3 separate regions of the Homo sapiens genome follow, and all the other regions are linked to region 1. Evidence: read pairs that join two places in POLR2A ChIA-PET (ENCODE). Cell type or tissue: K562. All regions are shown on one strand. Each heading gives the region's core, and the rest is flanking DNA. Links, peaks and the distances in the headings are about the cores only. Region 1 holds the start of HSPA1B (heat shock protein family A (Hsp70) member 1B). Region 2 holds the start of BAG6 (BAG cochaperone 6). Region 3 holds the start of VWA7 (von Willebrand factor A domain containing 7).

Region 1 (9,790 bases), core at 1,734-6,733:
TGGTATCTTTTTCTTTTTTGAGACGGAGTCTGACTCTGTTGCCCAGGCTGGAGAGCAGTGGCGGGATCTCGGCTCACTGCAACCTCCGCTTCCTCGGTTCAAGCGATTTTCCTGCCTCAGCCTCCGAAGTAGCAAGGATTACAGGTGCACACAACCATGCCTGGCTAATTTTTATATTTTTAGTAGAGTCAGGGTTTCACCATGTAAGCCAGGCTGGTCTCGAACTCCTGACTTCAGGTGATTTGCCTGCCTAGGCCTCCACAAAGTGCCAGGATTATAGGTGTGAGCCACCGAGCCTGGCCTCTTCCTTTTTTTTTTTTTCTTTTTCTTTTTTTTTTTTTTTGAGATAGGGTCTTGCTCTGTTACCCAGATTGGAGTGCAGTGGCATGATCTCGGCTTACTACAACCTCTGCCTCCCGGGTTCAAGTGATTCTCTTGCCTCAGCCTCCTGAGTAGCTGAGATTACAGGCATCTGCCACCACACCCAGTTAATTTTATATATTTTTAGTAGAGACAGGGGTTTTCACCATGTTGGCCCAGGCTGGTTTTGAACTGGTGAACCTCAGTGATCCTCCCACCTCGGCCTCCCAAAGTGCTGGGATTACAGGCGTGAGCCACCGTGGCCAGCCCAGTTCAGTGGTTTTCTCCACATTGGCTGCAAATTACAAACACCTGGGCAGCTTTAAATGTCTACACTGCCCTCTTTGAGATTCTGAATTGGCCTGAGAGAGGCCTGGCATCTGTATTTTTTTAGCATCCCTTAATCGTTTTATTGTTCCATTACGGTGGAGAGCCATGGCTCAAAGCTAAAGTATTTGTTCCCTCTACTGCCTGGCAAGTATATAAAAAAAAGATTAGCTATGGGTGGTGGCATACACGTGTAGTCCCAGCTAATCAGGAGGCTAAGGATCAATTGAGCCCAGGAGGTCGAGGCTGCCATGAACCGTGATCATACCACTGCACTCTAGCCTGGGCAACAGAGTGAGACCCTGCCTTAAAAAAAATATATATATATACAGAAAGCCCTAATTCCTGCTGTTTTGGCAGTTAAGCTGCCTTTACTAAGTGCTATGGTCAGAGGCTTTAGTTCCTCTTTTTTTTTTTTTTTTTTTTTTTGAGACAGAGTTTCGCTCTTGTTGCCCAGGCTGGAGTGCAATGGCGCGATCTCGGCTCACAGCAACCTCCGCCTCCCAGGTTCAAGCCATTCTCCTGCCTCAGCCTCCAGGGTAGCTGGGATTACAGGCATGCGCCACCACACCCGGCTAATTTTGTATTTTTAGTAGAGATGGGGTTTCTCCATGTTGGTCAGGCTGGTCTCGAACTCCAGACCTCAGGTGATCCGCCCGCCTCGGCCTCCCAAAGTGCTGGGATTATAGGTGTGAGCCACCGCGCCTGGCCTAGTTCATCTCTTTCATTAATAAAACAGGCCTTTAAGAATTGGCCCAAGGGCCGGGCATAGTGGCTCACGCCTATAATCCCAGCACTTTGGGAGGCCAAGGCAGGCAGATCACCTGAGGTCAGGAGTTCGAGACCAGCCTGCCCAACATGGCGGAAACCTCGTCTGTACTAAAAATACAAAAAATTAGCTGAGCATAGTGGCCGGTGCCTGTAATCCCAGCTACTTGGGAGGCTGAGGCAGGAGAATCGTTTGAACCTGGGAGGTAGAGGTTGCAGTGAGCCGAGATTGCTCCACTGTACTCCAGCCTGGGCAACAAAAGTGAAACTCTGTCTCAAAAAAAAAAAAAAAAAAAAAAAACTTGGCCCCAAAACCAAAGAAACTTACTATATTCCTTTTCTTTTATACACTTTCAAGGAGGATTTCCAGTATTATGTAATCCTTAAAACGTTTTAAGGATTTAAAACATTTTAAAACCCTAGAGGGTAAGGATTTACACAAAGGTGCAACACAGGACTTTAACCGTTTTATTTATGTTTTTTTGAGATGAAGTATTGCTCTGTCACCCAGGGTGGAGTACAGTGGCGCAATCTCAACTCACTACAACCTCCGCCTCCAGGGTTCAAGTGATTCTCCTTCCTCAGCCTTCCATGTAGCTGGGATTATAGACATGCCCCACCGTGCCCACCTAGTAGAGACAGGGTTTCACCATGTTGACCAGGCTGGTCTGGAACTCCTGACCTTAGGTGATCCAACCGTCCCACCTCGGTCTCCCAAAGTGCTGGGATTACAGGCGTGAGCCCCCACGCCCGGCCAGCTAATTCTATTGTTTTTTGTAGAGATGGGTTTTCGCTATGTTGGCCAGGCTGGTTTTGAACTCCGGACCTCAAGTGATCCGCCCACCTCACCCTCCCTAAATTCTGGGATTATAGGCATGAGCCATCGCACCTGGCCCATTTTATTTGATTTTTAAATTCTTTTTGTAAATTGACAAACTTTAGTTGCATATATTGGTACAAAGTAGTTATTAACACAATATGGAGTAATTAAATCAAGCTAATTAACATATCACCTCAAATATTTTTGTGACAAGAACATTTGAAATTTTGAAATATACAATACACTATTAACTATTTTCACCATGCCATGCAATATATACCCTCCACCCACCACCCCCCCAAAAAAAAACACAAAAACTGGCAGGGCACAGTGGCTCACGCCTATAATCCCAGCACTTTGGGAGGACTAGACAAGGGGATCGCTTGAGCTGAAGAGTTCGAGACCAACCTGGGCAACACAGCAAGACTTCGTCTCTACAAAATACAAAAAATTAGCTGAGCATGATGGCACATACCTGTAGACCCAGTACTCAGGAGGCTAAGGTGGGAGGATTGCTTGAACCCAGGAGTTTGAGACTACAGTGAGCTCTACTGTGCTCCAGCCTGGGTGACAGAGCAATATCCCGTTTCAAAAAAAAAAAAATACAATTTATTTCTCCTGACTAAGGCTTTGTTTCCCTTGCACGTCTCCCCATTCCCCCATCCCACAGCCCTTGGTGACCACCACTTCTCTGCTTCTGAGTTCTACTGTTTAGATTCCACATATAAATGAATATGAGCCGAGGTCAGGAGATTGAGACCATCCTGGCTAACACGGTAAAACCCTGTCTCTACCAAAAATACAAAAAATTAGCCAGGCGTGGTGGCAGGCGCCTGTAGTCCCAGTTACTCAGGAGGCTGAGGCAGGAGAATCGCTTGAACCCGGGAGGCGGAAGTTACCGTGAGCTGAGATTGCGCCACTGCACTCCAGCCTGGGCGACAAGAGTGAGAGTGAGACTCCGTCTCAAAAAAAAAAAAAAAAAAAGTCAGCATTTTTTTGTGGACTCCGCTCACTAAGTAGAAGAGGGAGAGAAAACCACCATAATCCCATCTCAGCACCACCCCTCCCCTCCCCGCCCCAGTGAACCCACCTCAACCACCCCTCCAATACCGTTTTGCAGCTGCCATCCGACTTTTCCCTGAAACAAGCCCCACTCTAATCAAGACGGGCACCTGCAATTTCTCTTAAGGCCCACAATTAAGCCCAAACAAAAATATGTGTAGCTCTAACTCCTACACGTATAACTCTTCAGCAGTACTGTTCTTTTCAGACTATAAAGATAGATGGTATTCAGACACTATCCCTCCGCAAATATCCATTATCTTCACATATTAACAGACAAGAAAAAGTTTAACATTTTATTTTTCATATTTAAATAAACAAATTATAAAAACATACATTCCCAGCCTTTGTAGTGTTTTCGCCAAGCAAAAAAAAAAAAAAAAAAAAAAAACAAACAAACTCGTACAGAAGGTGGCAGTGTTGATTCATTTAAAGGGAACGAAACACCCTTACAGTATCAACATTAAATGCAAAGAATTCTAATGAACATATCGGTTGTACTACAAAAATAATGAAGCCAGCTAATTACCATCAGGTTACAACTTTACAAAGAAGTGAAGCAGCAAAGAGCTGAAGCAGAAATGACATAGGAAAACAGCAGCAAAGTCCTTGAGTCCCAACAGTCCACCTCAAAGACAAACATACTAAAGAACAAAGGCCCCTAATCCACCTCCTCAATGGTAGGGCCTGACCCAGACCCTCCCTTGGGACCCTGAGCCCCGAAGCCGCCAGGCCCGGGACCACCGGCACCCTGGTACAGTCCGCTGATGATGGGGTTACACACCTGCTCCAGCTCCTTCCTCTTGTGCTCAAACTCGTCCTTCTCGGCCAAGGTGTTGGCGTCCAGCCACGAGATGACCTCTTGACACTTGTCCAGAACCTTCTTCTTGTCCGCCTCGCTGATCTTGCCCTTGAGCCCCTCATCCTCCACGGCGCTCTTCATGTTGAAGGCGTAGGACTCCAGGGCGTTCTTGGCTGACACCCTCTCGCGCTGCACCTCGTCCTCCGCTTTGTACTTCTCCGCCTCCTGCACCATGCGCTCGATCTCCTCCTTGCTCAGGCGGCCCTTGTCGTTGGTGATGGTGATCTTGTTGGCCTTGCCGGTGCTCTTGTCCGTGGCCGTGACGTTCAGGATGCCGTTGGCATCGATGTCGAAGGTCACCTCGATCTGGGGCACGCCCCTGGGGGCCGGAGGGATGCCGCTCAGCTCGAAGCGCCCCAACAGATTGTTGTCTTTCGTCATGGCCCTCTCGCCCTCGTACACCTGGATCAGCACCCCGGGTTGGTTGTCGGAGTAGGTGGTGAAGATCTGCGTCTGCTTGGTGGGGATGGTGGAGTTGCGCTTGATCAGGGCAGTCATCACGCCTCCGGCCGTCTCCAGCCCCAGCGACAGGGGAGCCACGTCCAGCAGCAGCAGGTCCTGCACGTTCTCGGACTTGTCCCCCATCAGGATGGCCGCCTGCACCGCCGCCCCGTAGGCCACAGCCTCGTCGGGGTTGATGCTCTTGTTCAGGTCGCGCCCGTTGAAGAAGTCCTGCAGCAGCTTCTGCACCTTGGGGATGCGGGTGGAGCCCCCGACCAGGACCAGGTCGTGAATCTGGGCCTTGTCCAGCTTGGCGTCGCGCAGAGCCTTCTCCACGGGCTCCAGGGTGCTTCGGAACAGGTCGGAGCACAGCTCCTCGAACCTCGCCCTGGTGATGGACGTGTAGAAGTCGATGCCCTCAAACAGGGAGTCGATCTCCAGGCTGGCCTGGGTGCTGGACGACAGGGTCCTCTTGGCCCTCTCGCAGGCGGTGCGCAGCCGCCTCACGGCTCGCTTGTTCTGGCTGATGTCCTTCTTGTGTTTTCTCTTGAACTCCTCCACGAAGTGGTTCACCAGCCTGTTGTCAAAGTCCTCCCCACCCAGGTGGGTGTCCCCGGCCGTGGCCTTCACCTCGAAGATGCCGTCGTCGATCGTCAGGATGGACACGTCGAAGGTGCCCCCGCCCAGGTCAAAGATGAGCACGTTGCGCTCCCCCTTGCCCGTTCTGTCCAGGCCGTAGGCGATGGCGGCGGCCGTGGGCTCGTTGATGATCCGCAGCACGTTGAGCCCCGCGATCACACCCGCATCCTTGGTGGCCTGGCGCTGCGAGTCGTTGAAGTAGGCCGGCACGGTGATCACCGCGTTGGTCACCGGGTAGCCCAGGTACGCCTCGGCGATCTCCTTCATCTTGGTCAGCACCATGGACGAGATCTCCTCGGGGTAGAATGCCTTGGTCTCCCCCTTGTAGCTCACCTGCACCTTGGGCTTGTCTCCGTCGTTGATCACCTGGAAAGGCCAGTGCTTCATGTCCGACTGCACCACCGGGTCGCCGAACTTGCGGCCAATCAGCCGCTTCGCGTCAAACACGGTGTTCTGCGGGTTCAGCGCCACCTGGTTCTTGGCCGCATCCCCGATGAGCCGCTCGGTGTCCGTGAAGGCCACGTAGCTGGGGGTGGTGCGGTTGCCCTGGTCGTTGGCGATGATCTCCACCTTGCCGTGTTGGAACACCCCCACGCAGGAGTAGGTGGTGCCCAGGTCGATGCCGATCGCCGCGGCTTTGGCCATGCCGGTGCCCTGCTCTGTGGGCTCCGCTCTGAGACTGGGGGCTGGAAACGGCGGACGGGATCCGCGACAAGAGCTCAGTCCTTCGGAACGCCGGAAACTCAACACGCCGGTGCCTGCAGCCGCACAGGTTCGCTCTGGAAAGCCTTGGGACCGCGGGAGTCACTCTCGAAAGACGAAGCGGACCCTCGCAGCAGCTCCTCAGGCTGGCCGTTTTCCGGACCGCGCGCCCCTCGGCTTTTATAAGTCGTCGTGGAGACCCGCCTTTCCCCTTCTGAGCCAATCACCAAGCTCGATGAGGCTGCCAGGTCGGGAATATTCCAGGGGTTTCGCCTCCCGTCCTGCCCCCCAGCCTTCCTTGGACCAATCAGAGGGCAGGGTGCCGCCCTCTGCTCAGAACTCTCCAGAGTCTTCTGGGATTCACTGGAGGGGACAGGGGCCCTGAGAGAAAGGGGGAGTGGTGGTGGGAAGGGTGTTGGTCTCCATGGCGATGCTGGCCGCCTGCCCTTCAGTAGGTAATTGACAGGAAGGGCCCGCTCTGGGCGGTGCGAGATTGGTCGGATGACTTTGGAGACAACCAGAACCCGAAAGTTACCTTGTTTCTCGAAGGAGGCGGTGCATCGATGTGCCTGGGAAACTCTGATTGGACTGTGTCTGTGAAGGACGGAGCAGCCTTGGGTCCTTTCTCCGAGGCACCTAATGGCCTAGTCTGCCTGAGAAACGGACCGGCTCTCCCGGATGTTTTTTCCGTCTTAATGGGAAGGAGAAGGAAAGAGATAATGCAATATAGTTTTTGACATAATCTTTAACCTACAAGGATAGAACAACTGGGAATAGGAGCCTTTAAATTTTCACAAGGAAAGCAGTTGTGTAAACAGGCAGTTCTTAGCAAGACAGGGGCACCCATCCAAGGAGGAAGGGAGGCGCTGGTCGGGTAATGGGAGCAGTGGGTCCGCCGCACCCCTGTCCCCGCCCTCAGCCGCTCCCCTCAGCTGCAACCAGGAGTTAGAAAAAAATTTTCCTTAGTATGTAGGCCGTCCTTAAGGCATTTGGGATTCCTCCATTTCCCTCCCCATTCCTAGCTTGGGGTCTGGGACACCTCCTTCCTACTTTCTCAATTCCTGGTTCACTCCTGGACGGTGTGTAGAAGTAGGACCTCACAGTCCCGAGTAAGATTTTCTGTCTGTCCCTGAAACCCCTAGGCTGTTACCGTTTTTAGGTCAAATTTAACAAGATGGTGACCCTGGGAGGGAGGTGCGGGGGGTGTTTAGCTCTCTTTAACATCACATACTACAGCTGTTTGGCAGGTGGCCCTCTTTAAGCAAACTGTGTGGAGTGATGCTGGAAAGCAGGAGGGGTTGGGACCCAGGTTCTAGTTACTAGCTCCTCTTAACACCTCAGGTTATGTGTCTTAAGTTTGTTGTTTTCGTTTTGAGACAGTCTCGCTCTGTCGCCCAAGCTGGAGTGCAGTGGCGTGATCTCGGCTCACTGCAACCTCCGCCTCCCGGGTTTAAGCAATTCTCCTACCTCAGCCTCCTGAGTAGCTAGGATTACAGGCGTGCGCCACCACGCCTGGCTAATTTTTGTATTTTTAGTAGAGACAGGGTTTCCCCATGTTGGTCAGGCTGGTCTCGAACTCCTGACCTCGTGATCCGCCCATGTTGGTCAGGCTGGTCTCGAACTCCTGACCTCGTGATCCGCCCACCTCGGGCTCCCAAAGTGCTGGGATTACAGGCGTGAGCCACCATTCCCGGCCTGTTGTTTTTGTTTGTTTGTTTTGAGACTGAGTCTCACTCTGTCGCCCAGGCTGGAGTGCAGTGGTGAGATCTCTGCTCATTGCAACCTCTGCCCCTGGGGTTCAAACAATTCTGCTGCCTCAGCCTCCCCAATAGCTGGAATTACAGGATGTGCCACCACGCCGGGCTAATTTTTGTATTTTTAATAGAGACAGGGTTTCGCCATGTTGGCCAGGCTGAATGTGTCTAAGTTTTTATCCTAGATTCCAACTTCCTGCGGATTCTCCTTCCTCCTGTTTTAAATACGGTTGCATTTAGTAATTTACTTTCCCTTTGTTTTTTTCCTTCATTCTTAGTGTGAATGCAAGACCCTTTGTTAGGCGTCTGAAAGGAAAATGTGAGGGGGTTGAAGCAATAGTACTGTGTTTACAACCTACCACAAAAAAAAAAAAGAAAAGAAAAAAAAAATAGCCTCATTGCCATGGCGATATTCCTTGAGCACAAATGAAAGGAAGAAGTTACTGATGAAGGAATAATCCTGTTTTTAAACACTTTGCTCAATTGGCACTTTTCATATGCACACCTGCACACACACACCTGTCCACTATCAAAACACCTCTTCCTGGAATTTAAGGGTATTCATTTGTTTATAATTCACTGATCTAAACTCATGTTGCAAATAAATTGCTTTAACAATATGTGTGTGTCTGTATGTGCAGGTAGGTGATAACTTTCACATTCAGCTTTAGCTCCCTAATGAATCACCTCTCTAAACTAGTCAAACCGGTCAAACTTCAGGAATTTTCCCAAACATTTCTCTATGAAATGTCTGGCTGGAGATTCTCCCAAACTATGTTCATCTTAGCTGCACAGTGTATCAACACTTCCAGAGACCCTTAACCTCACCCCTCCCTCTGGAAACTTCCTCACCATCAACTGCTACTACTGGCAGGTCTGGATTCATTCCTTCCCTCCTTCCAAATCCACAATTTAAAAGGCCAGCACAGTGGCTCACACCTGTAATCCCAGCACTTTGGGAGGCCGAAGCAGCAGATCACCTGAGGTCAGAAATTCGAGACCAGCCTGACCAACATGGAGAAAGCCGGTCTCTACTAAAAATACCAAAAAAAAAAAAAAAAAAAATTACCTGGGCATGGTGGCGCATGCCTGTAATCCCAGCTACTTGGGAGTCTGAGGCAGGAGAATCATTTGAACCCAGGAGGCGGAGGTTGCGGTGAGCCGAGATCGCGCCACTGCACTCCAGCCTGGGCAACAAGAGCGAAACTCCTTCTCAAAAATAAAATACTTCTCTGATTCTGCTGAGAAACATAAAAAGTGGGGAGTGGGGGGTGGGAGAGGGGGAGAAAAAACCTCTCTATTGGCATGAAGCAAAGGGCATCACTGTCTCAACTGCCTAGCAAGTAGATGTGGTGTTGGGACCCCAAATCTTGGGTGCTCTCTGGATAGCAGAAAAATCCAATATAAATGCTGTTTTTCTTCAATCAGTCACACTAGTCAGAGTCTACAGTGCTATAGTTGACCTAGCTTTTAAGTGAAGCCTCTGTGGACTAGACTGGAAACCCACACATACATATTCCTTGTCCATTTCCTGACAAGGAGAGGGTCACCTGAATTTTCTTTTTTTTTTCTTTTTTTTTTTTTTGAGACAGAGTCTTGCTCTGTCGCCCAGGCTGGAGTGCAATGGCACAGTCTTGGCTCACTGCAACCTCCACCTCCCAGGTTCAAGCGATTCTCCTGCCTCAGCCTCCTGAGTGGCTGGGATTACAGGTGCACACCACCACGCCTGGCTAATTTTTGTATTTTTAGTAGAGAGGGGGTTTCGTCATGTTGGCCAGTCTGGTCTCGAACTCCTGACCTCAAGTGATCCGCCCGTCTGGGCCGCCCAAAGTGCTGGAATTACAGGCATGAAGCACCACGCCGGCCTTTTCTTTCCTTTCAGACTGGATGCTTCCCAAGGCAGAAATCCAGTCACAAGTTTAATTGCTGTCTAAGGTGAATATATAAGAACCCCAGGAGATTTTTCAGAACTTTAATGTGATTAATTTCAGAATTAGGTTTTTATTGGATTCTGTGTTTGGAAGGATCAGAGCTCAGAGTCCCCAAAGTGAAAGC
Region 2 (9,392 bases), core at 4,149-9,148, 180 kb after region 1:
GTGTTTATGGACAGTGAGGGCACTGCTCTTGGATTCACCAGCTGTTATTTTTGCTTTTACTTTTCTCCCACCTTCAGTTTTTTTTTTTTTTCCACCTCCACTTTTTAAAAGCAAAAAAAAAAAAAAGTATGATGGTGGTGAATAAAGACCAAAGGGTCCTCTCTACCTTTGAAAACTCTCCTGGGGTGGAGGAGACCAGGGCAGGATAGACAGACCTCTGCAGTAAGAGAGTGGTTGGGAAACCCAGGGTGTTCCTTGGATCTCAGGATCTGAGCCATCGAGGGAAGAGTGGGGCTGCTAGGCAAGTGGATTAGGGGGTCTGGATAGGGCCCCACAGGTGACAGGGAGCCTGCAGGGCGGATCTGGTGATCATGGGAGCCAGAGGGAGTGGGGACAGTGCAGGCAGTATTGGCAGGAGGGCCAGTGCAGAAGGGCTGGTAGCTCAGGCAGTGTGGGGGAAGCACTGAAGCCTGTAGTCCCCACTTGGGGGCTAGGGGTTTGCTCACTCAGCAATAAATAACTGTGTCACATCAAATCCTAAATATACCACTACAAAGTGAGAGTTACTGCCACTCTGTTCTTACTGACACCGTCCAGCTGGGAGTTTAGGTGGTAGAGGATCCAGGGGGAATGTTGAAATGGGAGGAGTGGGAATGACGTCTGGAGACAAACCCCAGAATGAGATGAGGATTGAAAAATTATCTTTATTATCTTGAGTGGGAGCTGGAGCTGGAAGTCTCCAGCTTCTCCCTCCAACAACTCAGCTCCCATTGTACCCATCTGGGGACTTAGATGAAGTTACAGGTCAGTTATTGGACAGCTCACAGGCCTCTGTGATGGGGGGAGGGAAAAAGAAGGACAGAAGGGAAGTCCAGGGAGAAAAGCAAAGTTGATAGTAATGGGGTGGGGGAGAACGTGTTCTTTCATTCCCTGTGTCAAAGGGGAGTCTCTAAGGCTCTTTTCCCTCCACGTATGACCCTCTGCCCCCTTTATCCAGTGCAAACTCAGAAACCTCTCTTTTGAGTAGCCCAGAACCCATCCTGCCTCCCTCAGGTGACATCACAGCTCTTAGCCACATCCCTCTGGTGACATCACACGAGCCTCTTTCACCCTGTAACACCAGAAGACTTGGTGAGTCCTAATCCTGTTTTATGAGATTTTAACCCCTTACCTTGATTCCTAGGAGTCAATAAGAAGGCTTTGGAGTCCAGGCAGGAAGTCAGGGACTTGAATTCCTCCACACACTTTTCGGGAGGATGTGGTGAGCGATCTGGAAGGGCAAGGTGGGGTCAGGCCAGTCAAAACCCCTGGAAGCACCTAGCTCTTCCTGGGAGGGTGTCATAGGACCCAGAGTGAGGAGTTCTCCTGCCCTCCCTTGTTTCCCTCCAACCCTTCCTGCCTTGTATCCCTACTCACTGTAGAGGAGAAAGCGCTGGTAACCCTGGCCTGTCTCATTCAGCATGATTCCACCTGGGCATGAGCTGGAAAAGAGCTCAGTCTTCATGTCAGGGCGGCCTGTCAAGGCAGGTGGGAGAAGTATGAGAACAGAGATGCAGAACCAAACTCAAGGGAGGGTGAGGGCTGGGAAGAACCAACCTTCAGTTCTGAGATCTGTGCTCCCTTCAGTCAGGTGGTAGATCCATTTCCGGGGCACACAGAGCCCATCTTTCCTGCAGAGGTGGTGGTGGCAAGGAGGAAAGAATGAGCATCACCCCAACCATAGTGTCCCAGCTTCTTTTTTTTTTTTTTGAGACAGAGTCTCACTCTGTTGCCCAGGCTGGAGTGCAGTGGCGCCATCTCGGCTCACTGCAAGCTCTGCCTCCCGGGTTCACGCCATTCTCCTGCCTCAACCTCGTGAGTAGCTGGGACTACAGGTGCCCACCACCATGCCCAGCTAGTTTTTTATATTTTTAGTAGAGACGGGGTTTCACTGTGTTAGCCAGGATGGTCTCGATCTCCTGACCTCGTGATCTGTCCGCCTCAGCCTCCCAAAGTGCTGGGATTACAGGCGTGAGCCACCACGTCTGGCCTGTCCCGGCTTCTATTTACTCCATTGTATTTGTTATTGAAGCCCAGCTCTCCTTGGGTTTCAAGCTACCAAGCATTGGTTAGGCACATCTTTCTCCAGAGGGCAATTAATACAGCCACTGAATTCCGTGGGCCAAGCATAGTAGATATACCAGCTAAGAGGCCAGCTCTTGGTGGGTGGATTCTCACACTTTGGGCAGAGACTGAACCCAGTGATGCTTCTGCCTCCTTACCACTCACATGCGGATGGTAGCACGAAGGTGGAGCTGCATCGGGGCAGAGCCAGCAGCCATATTGAAGACAATGTTGTCCACAGGGTCAAAAGTTGCCAACTCCTCCTTGGTGGGAGCTGCCCCTGCGATAAAGTACCACTGGCCCAAGTGGACCTCTGGGAACTGGAGAGACAATGAAGGGAGCAAAAGAGGGTGGGTTCCAGCACAGGATGGGTTCAACCTCTTCATCAGTCAAAACAGCAAGATTTAGGGGTAGAGGTGTTGGCTGCCTTCCTCTTTCCAACTGGGGATTGGATCCATGACAAAGAGTCATTAAATGACTTTTCCTCTTTGCCCCTCCCCAGTCAACCTGGGTAACCACCCCACCCCCCAATTCTGCCATGCCTCTGCATTGATGGCCACAGTACTGATATTTTTCTTCTTGCTTTCATTATCACAACACTCACACCCCCTTCCTCTCTTCCTTTCCCAAGATGGTCTCCAGTCATCCTAGGCCATCCACCCAAGTCCCTCAGAGCCTCCACCATAGGCTTCCCCCAATCTCAGTCCATACCTCCTTCCCATCCACGCCCAGAGTTGTCAGTTGACTGTGCTCAGGGCACTGGTAGATGGAGTTAAGGATAATACCATAGAAGTAGAGCAGAGCTGCCCAAATTTGGTGGAACATCTTCAGGCAGGAGGGAGCTGGTGCTCTGTGTGCCTTAACTGCTCTCTCCCCTACTGGCTGCTCAGTCCACTCTGCTTTCAGCTCCCTTGCGTTCGACCCTTGACCCTTTCACCTGCTAATGAGTAACTTCAACCTTGTTTTCCAACCCAAACCTGGATTACTTAGTGTTTGGGACTTCCTCCCCCTCTTCCGGATGCAACCACTCCATAGTACACCCTGGCATGTCCAGGGTTTCTCAGGAGTTATGAGGAGAGCTGAGCTGTCCAGGGAGAAGCCTGTGGTCTTTGAACCTGTATCTGAGCTGGTTATTTGTTGCACTGTGCAGCACTGAAGGGAAGTAGCTTGACTGGGCCTCTCATTCATTCACTTAGCAAACTGTTTTGAATCCCAAGTCCCAGTTGTTTCCCAAGAACTAGCTAATCCCCGGGGACATAAAAAAACGAATAAGACATAGCCCCTGATCTTGAAGAAGTCGTTAGAGGGAAAACTAGCTGTGTAGACAAACCATTGCAATACAACTTGGTAAATGCTTTAGAACAGGTATGATGCAGGTGCTGGGGCACGGTGGATTGCTCTCTTTAGTTTACAATTAGAAAAATATGTATACCCTGGCAGTGTTCACTGACACATTCACTCAACATTTATTACTACAAAGAGGCTATGTAATCTGGCTGTTAGAGAGGATAGATGTTGGTGTCAGGCAGAATGTGTCCAAACCCTAACTACAGGCAGGGCAGGTAGCTCATGCCTGTAATCTCAGCACTTTGAGAGGCCAAGGTGGGCGGATGGCTTGAGCCCAGGAGTTCAAAACCAGCCTGGGCTACATGGCAAAACTCTGTCTCTACAAAAAATACAAAAATTAGCCGATGTGGTGGCACACGCCTGTAGTCCCAGCTACTAGGGAGGCTGAGGAGGGAGGATTGCTTGAGCCTGGGATGTCGAGGCTGCAATGAGCCCTGATTGTGCCACTGCACTCCAGCTTGGGCGACAGAGACTCTGTCTCCAAACAAACAAAACACCACCAACCCCTAACTGCTATGTCTGTTTTTTCATCTGTAAAATTGGCAAATCATCAATCTTATAGGATTAAATGAAATAATGCACATAAAGCCCTTAGCAAAGACTTGCACATGGTAAGTCCAAAGTATATATTTGCTATAATTAATAGTAATGTTTGCAAAGCACTTAGTTTCTGGTGGGTAATAAGTTCTCAAATAATAGGCAGTAAGAATTGCCAAATAGGTTGTCCTTGGATAGCACCAAGTGACTGGAGCAGTTAATGCTGTGAGAGATGGATCTTCCTCGATAGATTATTTATTTACTTATTTATTTTTAAGACAGGGTCTCACTCTGTCGCCCAGGCATGACTTTGACTTCCCCGGCTCAGATGATTCCCGAGTAGGAGGTATAGGTGCACGCCATCACGCCTAGCTAATTTTTTGTAGACACGGAGTTTCACCATGTTGCCCCAGGCTGGTATTAAACTCCTGAGCTCAAGCAGTCGGCCCACCTTAGCCTCCTAAAGTGTTGGGATTACAGGCATGAGCCACCACACCTAGCTTGATAAATTTATATCCCATGGACTGCCACAAAAAATTTGCCGAGGGCTGAGGCTTGCGATTTAGTTAAAAAACAAACAAAATTTGGGTGACCAGTATATTAGAGTTTATTAATACTGTTCTATTTTGGTGTAATGTTTGAATTTTTTTTTTTTTTTTTTTGAGATGGGAGTCTCGTTCTGTTGCCCAAGCTGGAGTGCAGTGGCGCGATCTTGGCTCACTGCAATCTCCACCTCCCGGGTTCAAAGCAATTCTCTGCCTCAGCCTCCCAAGTAGCTGGGATTACAGGCGCCCGCCACCACGCCAGGCTAATTTTTGTATTTTTAGTAGAGATGGGGTTTCACCATTTTGGCCAGGCTGGTCTTGAACTCCTGACCTCGTGATCCACCCGCCTCATCCTCCCAAGTGTGAGTCACTGCGCCCGGCCGAAAATTTTTGTAATAAAAAGCTAAAATGTGGTTAGGCACAGTAGCTCACACCTATAATCCCAGCACTTTGGGAGGCCAAGTCTGCAAGACCAGGCTGGGCAACATAGCAAGACCCCATCTCTATAAAAATAAAATTAGCCAGGTGTGGTGGTGTGCATCTGTGGTCCCTACTAGGGAGGCTGAGGTGGGAAGATCGGTTGGGCTCGGGAGGCAGAGGCTACAGTGAGTTGTGATTGCGCCACTGCACTCCAGCCTGGGCGACAAAGCGAGACCCTCTCTCAAAAAAATAAGCTAAAATGTTAACAGCTTTTTATTGGGGCAGTAAAGTACAAGTGCTCGATCTGGAGTCCTGTAGGCCTGGATTTGTCAATTCTGACACTTATGTTCGTCTAAGTGTACTCACTTAAAAAATGTTAAAAGCTCGTTAAAAGGCTTTTTAAAATAATACACAAAACCCGTAGTATATGGGCTGGCACAAGTGCTCATTAAACAGCTGCTTATTAGAACTCTTAACTAAAATATAACCAGGACCTGGGTATAAACTACGAATCCCAGAAAGGTTGGACACCCCAACAGCGATGTGTCTTTCTGGAGGACTCGCAGTTTCGCGGGGCCGAGGCCCTTGGCCCAGGGCAGGTTAAGAGAAGAGGGCACGGAGAGGCGGTAATGCCTCCACCCCCGGCCTTCGGAAGCACGCTGGCCGGCCTTTAAATTCCCCACGGTCAGGGTCTTGTCTTTCTGTCCACTCGGACTCCATTTGCTCCCAATTCTCAAACTCGGAAGCGCCTCTTTTCTTGACAAGTCGTGCAACTTAGTAGCACGTTTACTTTTCCTAAAACGTGTCATGTCCCCTTGGCCACACACCGACGAATGTGACGCCCACAGCCCTTAAAACGCCCACCCGGCAGAACCGAAATCTAGCCCAACCAAGCAACCGAGAACAAAATTGACCAGTGCCGCCCCCAAACGCCTACTGAAAGAGTAACTTCCGGAGGCACAGAAGAAAGGGCGCAGCGAGGGCAATAGGGTGGAGAAGAGTTTTAGCTGGCTAGGACAGTGCCGCCTGAAATTATCAGCCTGCCAAGATTTAAACATAGATGAATGTGGCATAATCCCCCATCTCCAAAGTCCAAGGTCCATACGACCGTCCATAGCCCCTCTCGAGGCAGTGGTAGAGTCCCAGCTGGTGACTGTTTTTCAGGCATTTACGGTAGCCACCTCAATCTTCTAGCGCTCAAGCGCGCGCACAGACGTGAACGCCGCCAGAGGGGGGAGGGGGTGGGGCGATGCTTAAGTGTCCACGCATCCGTAGTGCGACGCACGCAGGCGTAGTACGGTCCCCCGGGCGACAGCGGTGGCGGCTCCTCGGGGTGCTCGGCTCCCTCCCACCTAGGCCGGCCCCGGCCCGACTCGCCCTCAGAAACTCACTGTTTGGGGCTGCGGACTTTCTCGTCGTGCCCCACAAAAGTAAAGCTTGGGGACCTGGGGGGAGCCGGAAGTATCGCTTCGAGATCCCCAAATACTATCGGGGAAACGGAAGTGGCCGTCGGTGGCAGGTTTGGGGGAGACCGGAAGTGACGGTCCGTGGGGAAGTCGGGGGCGGAGCCGCGGGGTGGTGGGTGTGTGTGTGTGTGTGTGTGTGTGTGTGTGTGTGTGTGTTTGGCTGTGGGTTAGTTGTGCCGTTCTGCTGGAACACCGTGGGAAGGCAGTAGACGCGGGCAGTCAGCTAGCAGGTCTGTCGCCCCGTGAGTGCCGTTTCGGGTCTATAGTGAGTTAGGAGGGTTCGATGGGCGTGGCGCGCGTGCGCGAAACCACTTTCTCCGCAGAGTGTGGGGCGACCACCGCTTTCGCGTTGTCCCAGGATTTTCCGACCTCTGGGGCGCTTGTCCTGCCGTGACCGGTGATGACACTAGTCTCTGGTCTCGTGCTTCCTTCCTAATCTGACTGGCTCCCTGCTTATTGTGATTGGCGTCGTGGAGCCCCTCCCACCTCTCGTCCTCCAGCTCCCTAAGCCGTCGATCTCCTGCCCTTTGTGTTTCTCTCCCTGTGCCCCGGAATCAGAAGGGGGATGGGGACAGGTGTGAATGTGTGTGTGTGCAGGAGAAACTTTTTAGGTATTGGGGCAGGGATTAATGCTAGGGAGTCTTTCGGGTACACTCTGGTCTGGGCAACAGCGGGCCTTCCTTCCTTCGTTCTTCTTTAGAGACCTGTCGGCCATGGAGCCTAATGATAGTACCAGTACCGCTGTGGAGGAGCCTGACAGCTTGGAGGTGTTGGTGAAGACCTTGGACTCTCAAACTCGTACCTTTATTGTGGGGGCCCAGGTGAGACACCTCACTAGTTCTGGAAGACACCTTTAGCTTTTCCTCGTTTAGGCCCCTTAGCCTGAGAGATGAGCTTGATTTTCTGGTCACCAGATTTTCTTTTTTTTTCTTTTTTTTGAGATGGAGTCACGCCCTGTCTTCCAGGCTGGAGTGCAGTGGCGCGATCTCGACTCACTGAAACTTCCACCTCTTGGGTTCAAGCGATTTTCCTATCTCAGCCTCCTGAGTAGCTGGGATTATAGGCGTGTGCCACTATACCCAGCTGATTTTTGTATTTTTAGTAGAGACGGGGTTTCACCATGTTGGTCAGGCTGGTCTCGAACTCCTTACCTCAGGTGATGTGCCCTCCTCGGCCTCCCAAAGTGCTGGTATTACAGGCATGAGCCACCGCACCTGGCCTCAGATTTTATTTTTATTGATCCCTTTGTTCGTATTCCAGTAGAACGTTTTCTGATGTTTTGTGAGTGAGGCTGATTTTGTTCTGTCCTCCACATGGATAGAACTTAATGCAGAGGGAAATACAGAGGAAGGAAGAATCTGTGTGTCATCATCATGGGTGGACCCCAACCCAAAGGGACAGGCATGGCTCTGGCCTTTGGGAAGGGAAACAGCACAGGAACCCTAAGCAAGTGTGTCTTACTGATAGACATTGGTCAGGTCTATGCTGTGTTCTTAAAGGGTAGAAATCAGAACCCATAATGGAGATAGGTCCTTGATAGACTGTTGAGTGAAATTACTAATTTTTATGGCATAGCTTGAGTCTCTTGAGCTTAAAGCCTTGGACATAGCTATCTGTGTCTTTACTCCTGTAATACTTGGAGACAAATTGCATGTGGGGTGGTCCATGGTTTTCTAAAATGTGATATTACCTGGATATAAGAAAGCCATATATAGACTTGTGATTAGATGTATATAAATACTCTGGTACTTCCCAAGAGTCAGTTTGTAGTTAGGAAAAATATTTCTCTTTTTGCTTTTTTTTTTTTTTTTGAGATGGAGTTTTGCTCTTGTTGCCCAGGATGGAGGGCTGGGGCGCAATCTCAGCTCACTGCAACCTCTGCCTCCTGGGTTCAAGCAATTTTCCTGCCTCAGCCTCCTGAGTATCTGGGATTACAGACGACGCCTACTACCACGCCCGGCTAATTTTTGTATTTTTAGTAGAGACAGGGTTTTACCGTGTTGGCCAGGCTGGTCTTGAACTCCTGACCTCAGGTGATCCACCTGCCTCGGCCTCCCAAAGTGCTGGGATTACAGGTGTGAGCCACTGTGCTGGGACCTTTTTTGCTTTCTTATCTTCTTAGTCTTTCTTCATTAACCTGATACCAGACCCCATCTTCTTTGCCATTTTTTAATCTTGGAAATCACAGGAGAGTCTGGTAAATAAACTGGTATCATCTTGTGTTTGGAAAGGGGTCACTGATGTCTCTAGACACATACTCCCTTGGATGCCAGACAGATAATATAATGTCCATGTGTTTTTTTTTTGTTTTTCATCCGTGTTATTTTTCCTGGATCTATAACCTGAGCTTCATTAAGTTTATTTATTTAATTTTTTGAGATGGAGTCCCTCTCTGTCACCCAGGCTAGAGTGTAGTGATGCGATCTCGGCTCACTGCAACCTCCGCCTCCCGAATTCAAGTGATTCTCTTGCTTCAGCCTCCCTAGTAGCTGGGATTACAGGCGACCACCATGCCTGGCTTATTTTTTTGTATTTTTGGTAAAAAAGGGGTTTTACCATGTTGGCCAGGCTGGTCTCGAACTCCTGACCTAATGTGATCTGCCTGCCTTGGCCTCCCAAAGTGCTGGGATTACAGGTGTGAGCCACCGCGCCAAGCCAAATTTATTGTCTGTATTTTGACAGCTGTTACTTTAGTTTAAGGGTTTGCACAGTAATGATCTCACGGTCAAGACAAACGGGTAGTGATTCTGTGGTGGTTTTTACCCCTCACCTCCACAACTCGGTTGTCTGTCTTTGTTCTTCCTCTTTCCTCCATTCTTTCCATTCCTGTGCATGCCTCTTCTTTTCAGATGAATGTAAAAGAGTTTAAGGAGCACATTGCTGCCTCTGTCAGCATCCCATCTGAAAAACAACGGCTCATTTACCAGGGACGAGTTCTGCAAGATGATAAGAAGCTTCAGGAATACAGTAAGGG
Region 3 (10,955 bases), core at 2,471-7,470, 57 kb after region 1:
CTGAGCTACTGACCTCCCATGGTCCTCGCTCATCTTTCCAACTTTGTTGTCCTGGGTGTTTGGGGGTCTCTTCACTTGGACCTGGGTCCTCACCCACCCCCTGGTTCCACTCCAGCTCCAACAGACAGAAGCAGAGCTCAGGAAGGTGGATGAGGCCATCGCCCTATTCCAGAAGATGCTGTGATCCACCACCCAGCTTCACCCCTCACCCCCAGCGGCTCACCATGGGGATGGCAGCAATAAAATATTTTCCCACAAAATCCTCTTGTCGTCTGTGGTGGGGGCAGAGAGGGGAGCAGAGGGGCTGGGTGCCTGAATCCTTGGGGGCTGCAGGGTGGGAGTGAGGCCCTGGTTCTGGAGGGCAGAGGGGTGCGTCTATCTGGGTCTGTCCCTGGCACTGTGCCAGGCCTGAGTCACGCTGCTTACTCCCTTCCTCCTCCCCAGCTCTCACTCACCTCCGCACTGCAGCCAAGGGAGGCCCGCCCTGGCGTGGGCTGCTGCCTGTGGCTTTGGGCAGGCAGGAGCGAAAGGGCCAGGGGTTGCCTGTCCTCCCCCACCCTGTTGAGGCCTTCCTCCCCCTCTGCTGAGCCTCGGTTAATTATAACTCTGACCTAAGTGCCCTGTGACGTCAAGCCCGGGCCAGCCCTGCCCAGGAGACCCAGCAACCAGGTAGGGGAGGGCCTGAGAGGACTCAGGCTTCCTGAGCATGGGGAGTGTTTCTGCGGCAGGGCTGGGGACGCAGCCAGGGACTGGGGAGGGGGGCGTGGGGGAGGAACCTTGGACCCCTCTCCTGGCAGGTGTGTATGTCCCTAATGGTCCGATGAGGCCCTCAGGTTGTCTGGGTGACAGCGAGAGGGTGGGGAAGCCAGGCTGGAGCAGACACGACTTTTGAGGTAAAGCAGGTTCCCATGGAGACCCGCAGAGCCGGCCTGCCCTGGAATCGCGGCTGCTTCCTCCTCCCTTGAGAGCCTTCTGTCTCCCAGGTCCATGTCTCAGCCATGCTCCCCACGGAGGTCCCCCAATCCCACCCGGGCCCCTCAGCGTTGCTTCTGCTGCAGCTGTTGCTGCCCCCCACATCTGCCTTCTTCCCCAACATCTGGAGCCTGCTGGCTGCCCCTGGCTCCATCACCCACCAAGACCTAACTGAGGAGGCAGCGCTCAACGTCACCCTGCAGCTCTTCCTGGAGCAGCCACCCCCAGGCCGCCCCCCTCTTCGTCTTGAGGACTTCCTGGTGAGCATCCCAGGGTCCTGTCACACCCCTGCCAGAGTCCCCAATTCCATGGGGCCTCTACTCCTTGAGGGCTCTGGTTGCCAAGAGAAGAGACACCCATGGCCCCACCCCTGCAGCAATAATACCCAGTAGTCTTGGTCCTGAAATTAGGAGTCCCCCTCCTTAGAAAGGTCCGGGACTGTCCCTCCTTTGTGGGGCTCAGGACCCTCATACCCAGCCTTGAGTGTCAGTTGCTGAGATAAGGTGGGCAACAGTCAATCCAAAGGGCCTCCCTGGAGCCCCGTCGCCCGCTATTCTCCCCAGGGTCGAACACTCCTTGCTGATGACCTCTTTGCCGCCTACTTTGGACCTGGTTCTTCTCGGCGGTTCCGAGCAGCCTTAGGTGAGGTGTCTCGTGCCAATGCAGCCCAGGACTTCCTGCCAACTTCCAGGAATGACCCCGACCTGCACTTTGATGCTGAGCGACTGGGTCAGGGACGCGCGCGCCTGGTAGGGGCTCTGCGGGAGACCGTGGTGGCAGCCAGGGCCCTTGACCACACCCTGGCTCGCCAGCGCCTCGGGGCTGCACTTCATGCCCTGCAGGTGAGAACAGGGTTGGGTTGATGGTCAGAGGGGTCTTCACTTCCGTGCCTGTCCGGGATGGAGCGCGTCCTATGGTGCCTTCTTGATCATGTCTCCTCCACTCTGGAAGGGGTGGGCACTGGCACGCGGTGCCCCGAGGCTGTGTCCCAGTTCCCCACCTCCAAGCTGGCAGTGCTTCCTGTAGGAACAGCAAGGAGGGCGCTGTGGCTGGAGAGAAGTGAGGGTGAGAGAGGAAGGCTGCGAGGTCAGAGAGCTGAGGGAGCAGCACACGCAGCAGGACTCTGCAGGCCGAGAGAGGCCTTGGGTTAGACTCTGAGCTGGGAAGAGATGCTGGGACAGTTTCCACCTGGGCAAAGCTCTGCTCTGAGCAATGGAGAGAGGGCAGTGGAGGGGACTTGGGGTGTCTGGTGGGAGCAGTAGGGGTGGGAGGGGACTTTCGGGATGGGGAACTCAAAGGAGTGGCATATTAGTGCTGGAGATGGTGAGAAAGGCCAGACTAGTGCCTCACTCCCCTTCTCCTGTCCTCCGGACCAGGATTTCTACAGTCATAGCAACTGGGTGGAGCTGGGCGAGCAGCAGCCACACCCTCACCTCCTCTGGCCAAGGCAGGAGCTCCAGAACCTGGCACAAGGTATGGCTGTGACCCTGGTGGTGAGGCAGGAGTCCACAGGGCCACCTCAGTCCACCCAGCCACTGTGTCACATTCTGAAGTCCCAGAGGGTATGATGTTACTTAATCTCCACAAGGACTGAGGTCCCCCAGTCCAAGCAACGCCTGGCTCAGTTAAGCAGCTTCCCCAAGGTCACACAGGGAAAAGTAGCTAGGACCAGGTCTCCAGACCTCAGTCCCGTCTTAAGTGTGGCTTCCTCCCCGCACTGACTCCCATGGGGCCTTCTCTCACAGCCCCCTCACCCTCTCACCTGGAAGCTGCCTCCTGTCCACAACTCACAGAGGGCATAATCCCCATAGGATTGGTCCCTACACGTACTGTGTTTGTTTTTTTCTTATTATTTATTTATGTATTTATTTTTTAGAGATGAGGTCTCACTGTGTGGCGCAGGCTGCTCTGCCCGCCTTAGCCTCCTAAAGTGCTGGGATTACAGTCGTGAGCCACCGCACCCAGCCTGTGCTGTGTTTTCCAGCACAGCCCTAGTTTCAAACATTCAGGCTCACTGCGGGCCCATGATCCTAGGTTTTAGTTCAGAAAGCTTTGCTAGGGAACTTCTGGGTGTTCGCCTCATCCCAGCTGGGAGGAGAAGCTGAAAAGGTTTGGGTGGGTGGGGATAAAGGCTGGGGGTGGCAGAATCTTGGGTTCTAGCCCTGCCCTCTCTTCCCAGTGGCCGATCCTACCTGCTCCGATTGCGAGGAGTTGAGCTGCCCCAGGAATTGGCTGGGCTTCACACTCCTCACCTCTGGCTACTTTGGAACTCATCCCCCGAAACCTCCAGGTACCAGACAAGAAAGTTCCCCAGAAGTAAGGGGAGAAAGTCATTCCCTTACAGGATCTCTGTCCTGTAGGCCCGTATGCCTTTGCTATGGCATCTCCTCCTAGGAGGAGAGGATGCTGGGAACAGGGTGGGTGGAGGAAAGTCCCCTGAGGAGGCTGTGGTGGGGTTGAGGTAGGGGAGCAACTTCTTCCTCCGCTGATAGGATTTCTCCCTTGTCATAGGCAGTTTTGGGGGACTGGCTGGAGGGATCAGGGGATCCACCATGTGCTGTGGTGACTGACCACCACGCCCTAAGATTTACTCCAGAATTCCCCTCCACAAAGCACCATCCTTTTTATCCTTTTTTTTTTTTTTTTTTTTTGAGATGGAGTTTTGTTCTTTTTGCCCAGGCTGGAGTACAGTGGCACGATCTCGGCTCACTGCAACCTCCGCCTCCCAGGTTCAAGCGATTCTCCTGCCTCAGCCTCCCGAGTAGCTGGGATTACGGGCATGTGCCACCACGCCCGGCTAATTTTGTACTTTTAGTAGAGACAGGGTTTCATCATGTTGGCCAGGCTTGTCTCAAACTCCTGACTTCAGGTGATCCACCCACCTCAGCCTCCCAAAATGCTGGGATTACTGGTGTGAGCCACCGTGCCCAGCCATCATTTATTTATTTATTTATTTTTTGAGACCGAGTCTTGCTCTGCCACCCAGGCTGGAGTGCAGTGGCGTGATCTCGGTTCACTGCAACCTCCGCCTCTTGGGATCAAGCTATTTTCCTTCCTCAGCCTCCTAAGTAGCTGGGATTACAAGCACGCGCCACCACACCTGGCTAATTTTTATAGTTTTAGTAGAAACAGAGCTTCACCATGTTGGCCAGGCTGGTCTTGAACTCCTGATCTCAGATGATCTGCCGGCCTCGGCCTCCCAAAGCGCTGGGATTCCAGGCGTGAGCCACCGCGCCAACCCCGTCATCATTTCTTGCTGAACCCTTGCTGAGGGGTGAGAGGGTCAGGCCAGGCCTGAAAGGGCCTCATTTTCTTAGGAGGCAGTGGGTTTTTGACCTCCACTCTCCAGATCCCTTTCCCCAACCCAGGGAAATGTAGCCACGGGGGCCATTTTGACCGGAGCAGCTCCCAGCCACCGAGGGGAGGCATCAACAAGGACAGCACATCCCCAGGCTTCTCCCCTCACCACATGCTGCACCTCCAGGCTGCAAAACTGGCCCTTCTAGCCTCCATCCAGGCCTTCAGCCTTCTGCGAAGCCGCCTGGGAGACAGGGATTTCTCCAGGTGAGTGGCCTCCTGGGGATGGACCCCTTCATGGGGAGGCGCTCCTGCGGGAAGGGAGAAACCAGGCGCTGGGGACAAACGTGCAGGCCCTTCACTGTGTCTCTGGCTTGCTCCCCAGGCTGCTGGACATCACCCCAGCCTCCAGCCTGAGCTTTGTCCTGGACACCACGGGCAGCATGGGTGAGGAGATCAACGCTGCCAAAATCCAGGCTCGCCACCTTGTGGAGCAGCGGAGAGGCAGCCCCATGGAGCCTGTCCACTATGTCCTGGTGCCTTTTCATGACCCAGGTAAGTGTGGTCTGGCTAGGACAGTAGAGGGGAGGAAAATTCAAGGTAAGGGATAGACTGGGCGTGGTGGCTCACGCCTGTAATCCCAGCACTTTGGGAGGCTGAGGCAGGTGGATCACCTGAGGTCGGGAGTTTGAGACCAGCCTGACTAATATGGAGAAACCCCGTCTCTACTAAAAATACAAAATTAGCCGGGCGTGGTGGTGGGCACCTATAATCCCAGCTACTCGGGAGGCTGAGGCAGGAGAATCGCTTGAACCCAGGAGGCAGAGGTTGCGGTGAGCCCCGAGATCGTGCCTTTGCACTCCAGCCTGGGCAACAAGAGCAAAAAGCTCTGTCACAAAAAAAAAAAAAAAAAAAAAAAAAAAAGAAAAGAAAGAAAAAAAAAAGAAAAGATAAAAAGGTAAGGGATAAAGGCCTGTGGTGAGGAAGTGGGCTCGGGGTGGCACTTCCTGTAGTCCCGAGTGAGCCTCTACTGTGTGCATACAGAAAATTAGCAGCAACCTGGGTGGGGTGGCTCACACCTGTAATCCCAGCACTTTGGGAGGCAGAGGTGGGTGGATCGTTTGAGCCCAGGATTTCAAGACCAACCTGGGCAACACAGAGAAACACAGGTCTCTACAAAAAAATTAATAAAAATTATGTGTGGGTGTGGTGGCACATGCCTATAGTCCCAGCTACTTGGGAAGCTGAGGCAGGAGGATCACTTGAGCCCAGGAGACTGAGGTTGCAGTGAGCCGTGATGGCACTACTGCACTCCAGAGCGGCCTGGGTGACGCAGTGAGACCCTGTCTCTAAAAAAAAAAAAAAAGATAACTAGCAGACTTGCCTCCCACTCTTTCTAAAATGGCAGCACTTTCCATGAGTTTAATGCATGATTCATGCTTTGGCACGTGGCCTCTGCTTTCTTAGGCTTTCATGCTAATAAACCATTTTCTTTTTTTTTTTTTTTTTTTTTTTTTTGAGACGGAGTCTCGCTCTGTCGCCCAGGCTGGAGTGCCATGGCGCGATCTCGGCTCACTACAAGCTCCGTCTCCCGGGTTCACGCCATTCTCCTGTCTCAGCCTCCTGAGTAGCTGGGACTACAGGCGCCCGCCACCACGCCCGGCTAATTTTTGTATTTTTAGTAGAGACGGAGTTTCACCGTGTTAACCAGGATGGTCTCCATCTCCTGACCTCGTGATCCGCCCGCCTCGGCCTCCCAAAGTGCTGGGATTACAGGTGTGAGCCACCGTGCCCGGCCGCCATTTTCAATTCTCTCCATTTCCTATAGACAGAGATTGGTATCAAGATGGGGTTGTTGGGGCCAGGCTTCTGGGAAGCATCTGAGATAACTAGCTACATTGTATTCCTTTTCCATTGATTAGAAGTTAGACTCTCTGGCTTGAGTCTGACTGTGTGTCTTTAGGCTGGTCATGTAAACTTTCTTTGCCTCGATTTCATCATCTGTAAAATGGGTATCAGTTATCACATCAGGGTGGGGCAGGATGTTGGAATGTCATCAGTTAAGGCTATTTTCACTTCTTTTGTGGATCTTCAGTTGCTTCAGGCCATCTGGATGTATAAGTGCCAGTCACAGGGGATATGATTGGTTAGCTTGGGCTCAGAGGCCTGACACCTCCCTCATCCTGCCTAACTCCCAGAGTTGAAATGATGATCAAATAAAATGCCTACTGGACTGAGAGTTGCCTAAATTTGAGTCTTATTTGCCTGCATACATCCTACAGTGGCTGGCATTTAATAGACTTATTATGTTTGATGAAGATATAAATAAAGGTATAACTAAGAACTTAGCACTTATGTGTCAAAGCACTATCTTAAGATTTGCAAAATCAACTCATTTAGTCCTCCCAATAAACCTCTGAGGTAAGTGCTATTCGGTCTCTTTTCTTATGAGGAAACCCAGTTTTTTTTTTTCTTTTCTTTCTTTTTTTTTTTTTTTGAGAGAGAGAGAGGGAGAGTCTCACTCTGTCACCCAGGTTGGAGTGCAATGGTACAATCATGCCTCACTGCAGCCTCGATTCAAGCAATCCTCCTGCCACAGCCTCCTGAGTAGCTGGGACTACAGATGAGCACCACCATATCTGGCTAATTTTTGTATTTTTTTGTAGAGATGGGGTCTCACTATGTTACCCAGGCTGATCTCGAGCTCCTGGGCTCAAGTGATCCTCCCACTTCAGCCTCTCAAAGTGCTGGGATAATAGGTGTGACCATTTTTTTTTTTATATACGCACATGTAGCCAATAAAGGCCTACAGGAAATGCCACCATTTTTTTCAGGGAGTGGAGGCCACCTTCCCACCAGGGACACCTAGGTCTGCCCTGCCCTGCCCCGCCCTGCCCCGCCCTGCACTGACAAGTATGACTTTTTTTTTTTTTTTTTGAGATGGAGTCTGTCGCCAGACTGGAGTGCAGCGGCACGATCTCGGCTCACTGCAACCTCTGCCTCCCGGGTTCAAGTGATTCTCCTGCCTCAGCCTCCCCAGTAGCTGGGGAGGCTACTGGGGAGCCTCTGGGGAGGCTACTGGGGAGGCTACGGGCATGCATCACCATGCCCAGCTAATTTTTATATTTTTTAGTAGAGACGAGGTTTCACCATGTTGGCCAGGATGGTTTTGATCTCTTGACCTCATGATCCACCCACCTTGGCCTCCCAAAATGCTGGGATTACAGGTGTGAGCCACCGCACCCGGCCAAGTATGAGTCTTATAATGGAGTATTGTTATTTCAATACCTGTCGGCTCCAGAAGCACACCAGGCCCCTCAACTGGGGAGGTGGCTCTGGGTAAGAATGAGGGGAGCTCTTTCCTCACTTATCTTAACCTCCTTTCCCCTTCCCAGGGTTCGGCCCTGTCTTTACAACCAGTGACCCTGACAGCTTCTGGCAACAGCTTAATGAGATCCATGCCTTGGGGGGTGGAGACGAGCCTGAGATGTGCCTGTCAGCCCTGCAGGTCTGGCCCCTCCCTTCTTCCCCGTTTCCTGGCCCCACCACCAGGGGGAGCTAGATCCCTCCTGGGGCTCCCCACCACCTTCAGCACCTAGATCCACTAGCTTCACTGTAGGGTTCCCGGGCCATATTCCCTTCTGCTTCATCCTCCGTGGCTCTACCCATTCCCCTCCTACTGCCATTGTTAACACTGGTCGTTGCCTTCCCTGCCAGCTGGCCCTGCTGCACACACCTCCACTCTCAGATATCTTTGTCTTCACGGATGCCTCCCCCAAGGATGCCTTTCTCACCAACCAGGTGGAATCCCTGACTCAGGAGCGGCGCTGCCGGGTGAGCAGAGCTAGTGGGAGACCCAGTGTTAGCCTCCCAGGGATGTGAGAGACCCTGTGATGACAATCTCATAACGAGGGTTGCACCACACTATGGTGGCCCAACAAGCCTTGGTATATGGTGGGAGAAGCAGACAATGAGTGGAACATTTCCTGATACCTTTAATGATATACGTAAGAGGCCCTACCCTTAATAACGCTGAATTTTTATTTGACCCTGCCTAATAAACAATGTGAAGAACTGGGGCTCTAGTCGCCAAAAATCCACTGTGACAGTTACAAGGGGGTGGCCAACTACTAACTGAAGGCAGGGGGTTCTGTCATTGGGATTCCCCACCCCAGCAGCCAGAAGGCAGGCAGAGACCTTATCACAAACCATCAGCTCTGGAGAAAGCTTGAGCACAGGGATTCTCATTCATAATAGTGGATGGCACTTGGACACCCCAATCACTGAGCTCTCTTCTGGGTACAGGTAACATTCCTGGTGACTGAAGATACATCAAGGGTTCAGGGTCGAGCTCGGCGTGAGATCTTGTCCCCTCTGCGTTTTGAGCCATACAAAGCAGTGGCCCTGGCCTCAGGAGGAGAGGTGATCTTCACCAAAGACCAGCACATTCGAGACGTGGCAGCCATTGTTGGGGAGAGCATGGCTGCCCTGGTAAGTGGGGGCCAGGGCCCTCACTTAGGAACTGAAGGGTGGTCAGGCTGCACCTCTCTTCTTATAGGAGAAAGGGGAATCACTCTCACTGCTGTGTTGTTCTTCCAGTCACGGGGCAGGAAAGGAAGTTTCTCTTCCTCTTAGATCCATGACTAGCCACTTCTTTTTTTTTTTTTGAGATGGAGTCTTATGGTCACCCAGGTTGGAGTGCAGTGGCACAATCTCGGCTCATTGCAACCTCCACCTCCCGGGTTCAAGGGATTCTCCTGCCTCAGCCTCCCAAGTCGCTAGAGTTACCAGTGCCCACCACCAGGCCTGGCTAATTTTTGTATTTTTTTAGTAGAGCCGGGGTTTCACCGTTTTTTTGGCCAGGCTGGTTTCGTACTCCTGACCGCAAGTGATCCGCCTACCTTGGCCTCCCACAGTGCTGGGATTACAGGCGCGAGCCACCACGCCTGGCCTGCATTGTCCTTTTATATCAGTAAACCTCTCCCCACTTGGCTTCCAGTATTCTGCCTCCAGGGTTACCACAGGAAGTCCTACCATCTTTTTGGGGAGGTGGCTTGTATTTTGCAGAGACAGAGTCTTGCTATATTGACTAAGCTGTTCTTGAACCCCTGGCCTCAAGTGATCCTCCTGCCTTGGTCTCCCAGGTGCTGGGATTACAGACATGAGCCACCACGCCTGGCCTATCATCTTTTAATGGGGCACAAGATGTGATTGTCTCATCCTGAATCCCTTGCCTCCAACTTTGTCTCTGACCATAATAACTTCATCCCTGGCCCCGTGCCCCTCTCTTACTGGTATCCCTTTCTGCCTGTTTGACGTGGTTTCTTTCTTTTTTCTTTTTCTTTCTTTTTTTTTTTTTTTTTTTTTTTGAGACAGAGTCTTGCACTGTCGCCCAGGCTGGAGTGCAATGGTACAATCTTGGCTCACTGCAGCCTCTGCCTGTTGGGTTCAAGCGATTCTCCTGCTCCAGCCTCCCAAGTAGCTGGGATTACAGGAGCCCACCACCACACCTGGCTAATTTTTTGTATTTTTTTTTTTTTAGTAGAGATGTAGTTTCACTGTGTTGGCCAGGCTGGTCTCGAACTCTTGACCTTGTGATCCACCCGCCTCAGCCTCCCAAAGTGCTGGGATTACAGGCGTGACCAACTGCGCCCGGCCCAATGACGTGGTTTCTTTCTATCTCCCCTTTCTTCTTTGTTCCTCATCCCATACCTCATCTTCTTCCCCATTTTCTGGTCCTGCCAATCCCTCAAGGTGACTCTTCCCCTGGACCCTCCTGTTGTGGTGCCTGGGCAGCCACTTGTGTTCAGCGTGGATGGGCTGCTCCAGAAGATCACAGTCCGGATCCACGGAGACATCAGCAGCTTCTGGATCAAGAACCCTGCAGGTACCTCTGAAGGTAGAGGGAAGAGAGGGGACCGGGGAATAGACAATCGAGGGGATGTACTCAAGGAGAGCAAGTGCTTCATGTGACAATCTCTTCCCTGACCCCAGGGGTCTCCCAGGGCCAGGAGGAAGGCGGGGGTCCTCTAGGTCACACTCGCCGCTTTGGGCAGTTCTGGATGGTGACCATGGATGACCCTCCACAGACAGGAACCTGGGAGATCCAGGTCACAGCTGAGGACACCCCTGGGGTGAGAGTGCAAGGTAAGGAGGGAGGTGTTCCTGGGAAGGGGAAGCAGAGACTGCAGGCCTCAGAGAACACGATCAGTCACATTCCTTTCAGGAAGGGCTCTGACTGCCTTTGCCCTTTCCCAGCCCAGACCTCCCTGGACTTCCTCTTCCACTTTGGGATCCCCATGGAGGATGGACCCCACCCTGGCCTCTACCCCCTGACTCAGCCAGTTGCAGGTACATTTATTCCCTGAGCCCCCACCCACCTAACCCCCAGTTTTATATATATATATAAAATATATAATATATAATATATATATTATATATATAATGTATATATGTATACATACATCTGTGCATATGCATAACTTTTATATTGAGTTATAATTTACATAATGTGCACTAAAGTGTACAGTTTGATGGATTTCATATAATACACCCAGTTCAGGATATAGAACATTTCCAGCACCCCAGAACTCCCTCCTGATGCTCCCCATCAATACCCCTCGAAGGTAACCTATTTTCCCATCCATACTCCCCAGAGGGAACCCCTATTTTGAAGGCCATTAATT

What was found. ChIA-PET counts read pairs that join two places held together with the same protein. Peaks named below come from ENCODE experiments on the same cell type or tissue, not always from the same donor. Only the 100,000 strongest peaks of a DNase experiment are listed, where the experiment ranks them.
Region 2: POLR2A ChIA-PET joins it to region 1 with 16 read pairs; 29 of 35 experiments call an interaction of 5 or more read pairs at or near these places.
Region 3: POLR2A ChIA-PET joins it to region 1 with 13 read pairs; 30 of 35 experiments call an interaction of 5 or more read pairs at or near these places.

Annotation. Positions count from the first base shown.
Region 1 is chr6:31,824,085-31,833,874 of GRCh38, reverse strand. HSPA1B (heat shock protein family A (Hsp70) member 1B) reads right to left here and starts at 6,137. Exons shown (of 1, transcript NM_005346.6): 1 at 3,621-6,137. The coding sequence starts at 5,924. The coding sequence ends at 3,999. RefSeq lists enhancers at 5,116-5,744, 5,745-6,374, 6,398-7,209. In K562, for the core only: CTCF peaks have their summits at 3,765 (motif pointing right) and 6,467; DNase peaks (open chromatin) are centred at 3,358, 3,774 and 6,244; H3K4me3 peaks cover 3,312 bases.
Region 2 is chr6:31,649,503-31,658,894 of GRCh38, reverse strand. BAG6 (BAG cochaperone 6) reads left to right here and starts at 6,234. Exons shown (of 26, transcript NM_001387994.1): 1 at 6,234-6,471; 2 at 7,119-7,239; 3 at 9,268-9,385. The coding sequence starts at 7,132. APOM (apolipoprotein M) reads right to left here and starts at 3,001. Exons shown (of 6, transcript NM_019101.3): 1 at 2,815-3,001; 2 at 2,269-2,423; 3 at 1,597-1,670; 4 at 1,417-1,515; 5 at 1,172-1,270; 6 at 685-831. The coding sequence starts at 2,928. The coding sequence ends at 806. C6orf47 (chromosome 6 open reading frame 47) reads left to right here. Exons shown (of 1, transcript NM_021184.4): 1 at 1-597. RefSeq lists enhancers at 5,626-6,205, 6,206-6,785, 6,786-7,365. In K562, for the core only: a CTCF peak has its summit at 5,871; DNase peaks (open chromatin) are centred at 5,914, 6,214, 6,494 and 6,884; H3K4me3 peaks cover 2,689 bases.
Region 3 is chr6:31,766,823-31,777,777 of GRCh38, reverse strand. VWA7 (von Willebrand factor A domain containing 7) reads left to right here and starts at 450. Exons shown (of 17, transcript NM_025258.3): 1 at 450-669; 2 at 984-1,232; 3 at 1,536-1,814; 4 at 2,349-2,445; 5 at 3,152-3,262; 6 at 4,341-4,536; 7 at 4,655-4,824; 8 at 7,665-7,777; 9 at 7,987-8,103; 10 at 8,575-8,760; 11 at 10,024-10,156; 12 at 10,264-10,416; 13 at 10,528-10,620. The coding sequence starts at 999. It overlaps VARS1 (valyl-tRNA synthetase 1), which reads left to right. Exons shown (of 30, transcript NM_006295.3): 30 at 116-260. The coding sequence ends at 184. RefSeq lists enhancers at 4,592-4,886, 4,612-4,906. In K562, for the core only: a CTCF peak has its summit at 4,754 (motif pointing left); DNase peaks (open chromatin) are centred at 4,757 and 7,177.